2 separate regions of the Homo sapiens genome follow, and region 1 is linked to region 2. A link is an interaction called in ENCODE POLR2A ChIA-PET data of the cell type or tissue named here. Cell type or tissue: Panc1. All regions are shown on one strand. Links, peaks and the distances in the headings refer to the core of each region. The heading gives the core; the rest is flanking DNA.

The links. ChIA-PET counts read pairs that join two places held together with the same protein. Peaks named below come from ENCODE experiments on the same cell type or tissue, not always from the same donor. Only the 100,000 strongest peaks of a DNase experiment are listed, where the experiment ranks them.
Region 1: POLR2A ChIA-PET joins it to region 2 with 7 read pairs; 5 of 35 experiments call an interaction of 5 or more read pairs at or near these places.

What each region holds. Positions count from the first base shown.
Region 1 is chr1:211,807,312-211,810,231 of GRCh38, reverse strand. All of the region lies in intron 2 of LPGAT1 (lysophosphatidylglycerol acyltransferase 1), which reads left to right. Among named protein-coding and RNA genes, the nearest start is that of LPGAT1, 22 kb to the left of the region's middle. In Panc1, for the core only: no CTCF peak of the experiment used is centred there; no DNase peak of the experiment used is centred there.
Region 2 is chr1:212,028,884-212,031,803 of GRCh38, reverse strand. The region is part of intron 1 of INTS7 (integrator complex subunit 7); the gene reads left to right. Among named protein-coding and RNA genes, the nearest start is that of INTS7, 5.2 kb to the left of the region's middle. RefSeq lists an enhancer at 954-1,003. In Panc1, for the core only: no CTCF peak of the experiment used is centred there; a DNase peak (open chromatin) is centred at 1,094; H3K4me3 peaks cover 897 bases; H3K27ac peaks cover 1,490 bases.

The DNA of each region.
Region 1 (2,920 bases), core at 213-2,712, 220 kb after region 2:
AATAAAACCAGTTGAATGAATGAACATATCAATTAGTGCTTTGGGGGATAGTGAACAGGAGGTGGTGTAAATTAATTATATTTACCATCTGTGTTTTTCTTTTCAACTAATTCATTCAGGCAGGGAGGAACCATAGAGTTACGTTTCTTCTGCTTGACTTAAAATATCTCAAAATTCCTTTCCGGCTCTACATTTCTTTAAGATCAAAACCCTTACTATATATAATAGTTCAGTTCTAAAGCTTTTTAGAGCTCTGTTAGCAAAACAGAGAGGTATTCATGTTGTACACGTATTCCTGGCAATTTGGTGTAATCCTTTACCTTTAGGAGATGTTAGAATTTCCTTTTTTCCATTTACTCATTTTAGGAATTGTATTAGTCTGTTCTTAACACTGCTAATAAAGACATACCCAAAACTGGGTAATTTATAAAGGAAAGAGGTTTGAATGACTCACAGTTCCACATGGCTGGGGAGGTCTCACAATCATGGTGGAAAGTGAATGAGGAGCAAAGTCATGTCTTACATGGCGGCAGGCAAGAGAGAGCTTGTGTAAGGGAACTCCTCTTTATAAAACCATTGGATCTCGTGAGACTTATTCACTATCATGAGAACAGCATGGGAAAGACACGCCCCTCATGATTCAATTACCTCCCACCAGGTCCCTCCCACGACACATGGGAATTATGGGAGCTATAATTCAAGATGAGATTTGGGCAGGGACACAGCCAAACCATATCAGGAATCTAAGGCCGATACTGCTAAATTCCATTACTTAGTTAAAGTTTTCCCAATGTTATAAAATTAAAAGACCTTTGATTTACATTTGAATCTCTGAATTCAGTGTTGTTGCTCAACTTATACATAAATGAAAGGAGTTATTTAAAAGGGTGAGACAAGAAACCTTTGAGCAAGTTGGGGATTTTGTACAGGTGGAAGTGCTGTTATTGGGACATACTATAGAAAGAAACTTAAGATGTGAAGTCTTAGCTACCTCAGCTCTCAGTGGTTTAACACAATTAATTTTTTTTTTTTGGAGTCTCGCACTGTCGCCCAGGCTGGAGTGCAGTGGTGTGGTCTTGGCTCACTGCAAGCTGCACCTCCCAGGTTGACGCCATTCTCCTGCCTCAGCCTTCCGAGTAGTTGGGACTATAGGCGCCTGCCACCACACCCAGCTAATTTTTTTTTTTTTTGTATTTTTAGTTGAGACGGGGTTTCACTGTGTTAGCCAGGATGGTCTCGATCTCCTGACCTCGTGATCCGCCCACCTCAGCCTCCCAAAGTGCTGGGATTACAGGCGTGAGCCACCGTGCCTGGCCAACACAATTAATTTGAACCAGGCTACTTTGGGGGAGAGGTTGTTAGATAGTAAATGGAAGAAAATAAACACGAAACAAAAAGAGTGCAGTCCATTTAGTAATGCCTCCCATTATTACTTTGATCTGGAGGAAAAAAGATATTTACTGTTTGGCCCATTACAGAAAAAGTTTGCTGAGTTCTGCTCCAGGGTAAATATCCAGAAGTGGGTTTTCTGAGTCACGTTGTAAATGTATGTTTAACTTCATGAGAAACTGCCAAACTCTTTTCTGCAGTGGCTATACCATCTTACATTCCATCAGCAATGTTCCAGTTGTTCTCTACCCTCACTAGCTCTTGGTATTGCCAATATTTTAAAATTGTACTCATTTTAGTAAATGTATAAAGGTAGCTTGTCATGTTTTTAATTTTCATTTCCCTAGTGGCTAATGATGTTGAACATCTTTTCATATAGTTATTTGCCATCTGTGTTCTCTTTGGTGAAGTGTCCAAGTCTTTTCTTAATTTTTTTAATTGGGTAGTTTGTTCTCTTAATGCTGAGTTTTGAGAGGTTTTTTTTTTTTTTTTGAGACGGAGTTTCGCCCTTGTTGCGCAGACTGGAGTGCAATGGCGTGATCTCAGCTCACTGCAATTTCCACAACCCTGCCCGGGTTCAAGTGATTCTCCTGCCTCAGCCTCCTGAGTAGCTGGGATTACAGGCATGTGCCACCACACCCGGCTAATTTTGTATTTTTAGTAGAGACGGGGTTTCTCCATGTTGGTCAGGCTGGTCTCGAACTCCCGACCTCAAGTGATCTGCCTGCCTTGGCCTCCCAAAGTGCTGGGATTACAGGCGTGAGTTTTCTATATACTTGGGATATAAACCCTTTGTTGGATATGTGATTGCATATTATTTTCTCTCATTTTATTCTCTTAACAGTGTCTTTTCCTCATTAAAATGTTTACATTTTGATAAAGTCTAATTTATTGATTTTTTTAAAAAAATTGGGCAGCCCCCAAGCCAGAATAGGTTGAGAGAGACTCCCCAGTTCATTGATGTTATTTTCTTTTATGGCTTGTGTTTTTCATGTCATGTCTAAGAGTACTTTGCCCAAACTCAGGTTATGGAGATTTTCTCCTGTGTTTTCTTCTAGGAGTTTTATAGTTCTGCATTTTACATACATCTCTGTGATCCATTTTGAATTAATCATTCTATCAGGTATGAGGTTTGGGTCAAGGTTCACATTTTTTTTGCAACATTATTTGTTGAAAAGACTATTCTTTTTCCATTCAGGTGACTTTACATCTTTGTCAAAGATCATTTGACCATACTTACGTAGTCTATTTCAGGATCCTCTTTTCTGTTCTGTTGATTTATGTGTCTGTCCCTTCACCAATGCCACACCATCTTAATTATTGTAGTTTTATGGTAAGTTTTAAAACTGGGTAGTGCGATTCTTCCAACTTTATTTTTTTTTCAAAGTTATTTTGGCTAGTCTAGTTTGCTGACTTTTCTATATACATTTTAAAATTCACTTATGTGCAAAAATTTTTAATGCAGTTTTGACTGGCTTCGAGTTACATTTGTAGATCAAGTTGTGGGTGAATAGACATTTTTGCTATGTTG
Region 2 (2,920 bases), core at 128-2,627:
TAAGTGAATACTATTTTGAAGCTGACTCAATTCCATTACTTTAGGATGTAGTTAGTAACAGGAAAATCATCCTTCATGTGATAGCCATTCATTTACTCAACAGATATTTACTGACCACCTGCATTGTCTCAGGCTCTATACTCAGACTAGGGGCTATGTTGGCAAACAAGACATCTTTAAGGAGATTGCATACAAATGTAAGGAGATGGACAATGCTAGATCAAATGTGGTGCCGTTAGTCAGGACAAGAAGTTGGATTTTGTGCAGAGTGCAATGGGAAGGCATTGAAAGTTGTAGGCTGATGGCCATGCTGCTTGAGCTTCTGTAAGACTGAGCATACACAAGCAGAGTTAAGTGTCATAATCAAATACATTACAGCTTATGTTTATCTGACACATTTCATGATATGATCATTACTATACATAATTGGCAATATAAAGGATGCATCTCACAAAAATTAGTGTAACTTTTTCACTAATATAATTTCTTAGTCTAAACATTTTTAGATCAGCTGATGGAAGGTTATCCTGATGATTTGGGAAAACTTATGCAAGATCTCCTTCCCCCTGGGAAAAGAGGAGTCTCTTAAATGATATTATTCAGCCTATCTGCCTTCTGCAATGTTGACCTTGGAAAGGATGAGATGAAAGCAATGGGGAAGAGAGCAGTGACTCATTCCCTTTCTTGCAGCTGATGCAATGGGAAGGGAGGAAATATAGAGGATAGATTTGTTACTAGAGGTGCTGGTGAATGTAATGCTGTGTGAAAAACCTTGATGGTGTGCTTAATGAAAAATTTAGTTATGAAATAGAGAAATGATGTGAATCAGGACAACTGTCTCTGCACTCTAATTTCCCCCTTAGACGGTGTCACCTCACCTGTATTCCAAAATACCTGAATTCTCAGACCATCAAGAAAGTTTGTCAAGAAAGACCACAGATTGCTTTTACATTATCGATATGGCTCAGATGTTGTTGGTGTTTCAGTAAACAAATATGAGGCCTTTGGGGAAGTATCTTCATAGGCCCTCCTCAAGAGAAAGGCCTCAGCAGCCAGATTTGTTCCAGGTGACTAATTCCATACCATAACTGATTGATTCAGAAGTAGGCATGTGACCCACACTGAGTCAAATTCTTTCTCCTGAGAATCTCTGCTGCCAGACCACACTTAGTCTGAGAGTGTTGAGAAGCGGACCTATAAAATCATATAGAATTAGGCCGGGCGCAGTGACTCACACCTGTCATCCCAGCACTTTGGGAGGCCGAGGCGGGCGGATCACCTGAGGTCAGGAGTTCGAGACCAGCCTGCCCAAGATGGTGAAATCCCATCTGTACTAAAAATACAAAAATTAGCCGGGGGTGGTAGCAGGCACCTGTAATCCCAGCTGCTCAGGAGGCTGAGACAGGAGAGTCACTTGAACCCAGGAGGCAGAGGTTGCAGTGAGCTGAGATCATGCCATTGCACTCCAGCCTGGGCGACAAGAATGAAACTCCATCTCAAAAAAAAAAAACAAAAAATCATGTAGAATTGAAGCTAAGGTGAGACTCTGGGCAACTTAATGCAACATAAAAACCAGCAGCCTGGTTGGTAATTCCTTGATGGGCTATGAACTAATCCAAAAATTCAAGTTTTTACTGAAACCCACAGACTCATTCTTATATATAACTAAGATTTACTGTCTTGGAATTTGCAAAGTGGGTTATTAAATATTCCTAGAAGTTGGTATCCATAAACTCAAATTTGTTTAGAATTCTAGATTAGTATTCTCATGTGCATACTGGATGATGTTGCATACATCTTGCCATGTACGTTTACAGACATTTTCTGAAATTTGGGGGATGGATGCTGCCTTATTAATGCATCATTAGTTTTCACTGTCATTTTACTTGTTTCTATTTCTGCTTTTTAAATATAAAAATGGGCTTTGCCATCAATTTTTTAAGCTGTGGGTTGTATGTTTGTGTTCATGTTTCTACCCATGTCCCCCCACACACCTTTTATTAATGTATAGATTTTAAGATATGTTCGTGTTATGGTTCAATTTTGAATCATCCTCATCTCTTAGCTAAAGCAAATGTATGTCACAAATTGTCCTAAATTGTGTTTGTTTGGTAATGCTTTATTTGTGGTGTTCTTTGTAGTGGATGTTAGTTATGTTGATGGTTGCTTAATATATTTTGAACACTCTTTTTATGCTTAAGGAATGTCCCATATCATGAACCTTGTCTTACTAAGGTAGAAGCAAAAACTTATTTCCTAGTTTCCCTTGCAAGAGTGCAGGATCTGACTTAGGCTCTGCCAGTCAGACACACCTCCTTCACACTGTCTGATTTAGAAGTTAGAGATGCAAGAAGGAAGAGTTGAAGTGTCCACTCACAGTTCTGCCATGGCAGCAGCAGTATTTCTAGCTTACAGCAGCAACAACAATGGCTACGATATTCCTAGATGACAGCAGAGCTAATTGTTGCATCTGGTGTTTCCTATCAAAGACAGGGTTCTTCCATCCAGTTGGTTGGGTAGTGTGGTATTAGGTGTTCCTAGAAATTTAGCCTTAAAATTGTTTCTTAAGCTTTTAATAAACTCATTTTCTGCCTCATAAGCCAGAGTTAGCTTCTGTTGCTTGCAGCTAAGAACTGCTGATAGATGCTACTTGGAGATTTGTGCTGTTTTGAAAACTTGATTAATGTGTATCCCAAACCCCAAGTTTACCATAATTTATGGTATTCCCCTAATTCCCTAGAATTCATCACCTCAGAATTCCACCATTTAATCACTAATTTAAATGTCTCATTCTTGAATCTTAATCTCTTTCTTTCTAGTTGCTTGCTAGAGATGCATTTTAGCATAGTGGTTAGCACTATAGCCTTTGGAGCTACATTGCCAGAATTTGAATCCCAGCTCTGTCATTTGTCAGCATTGT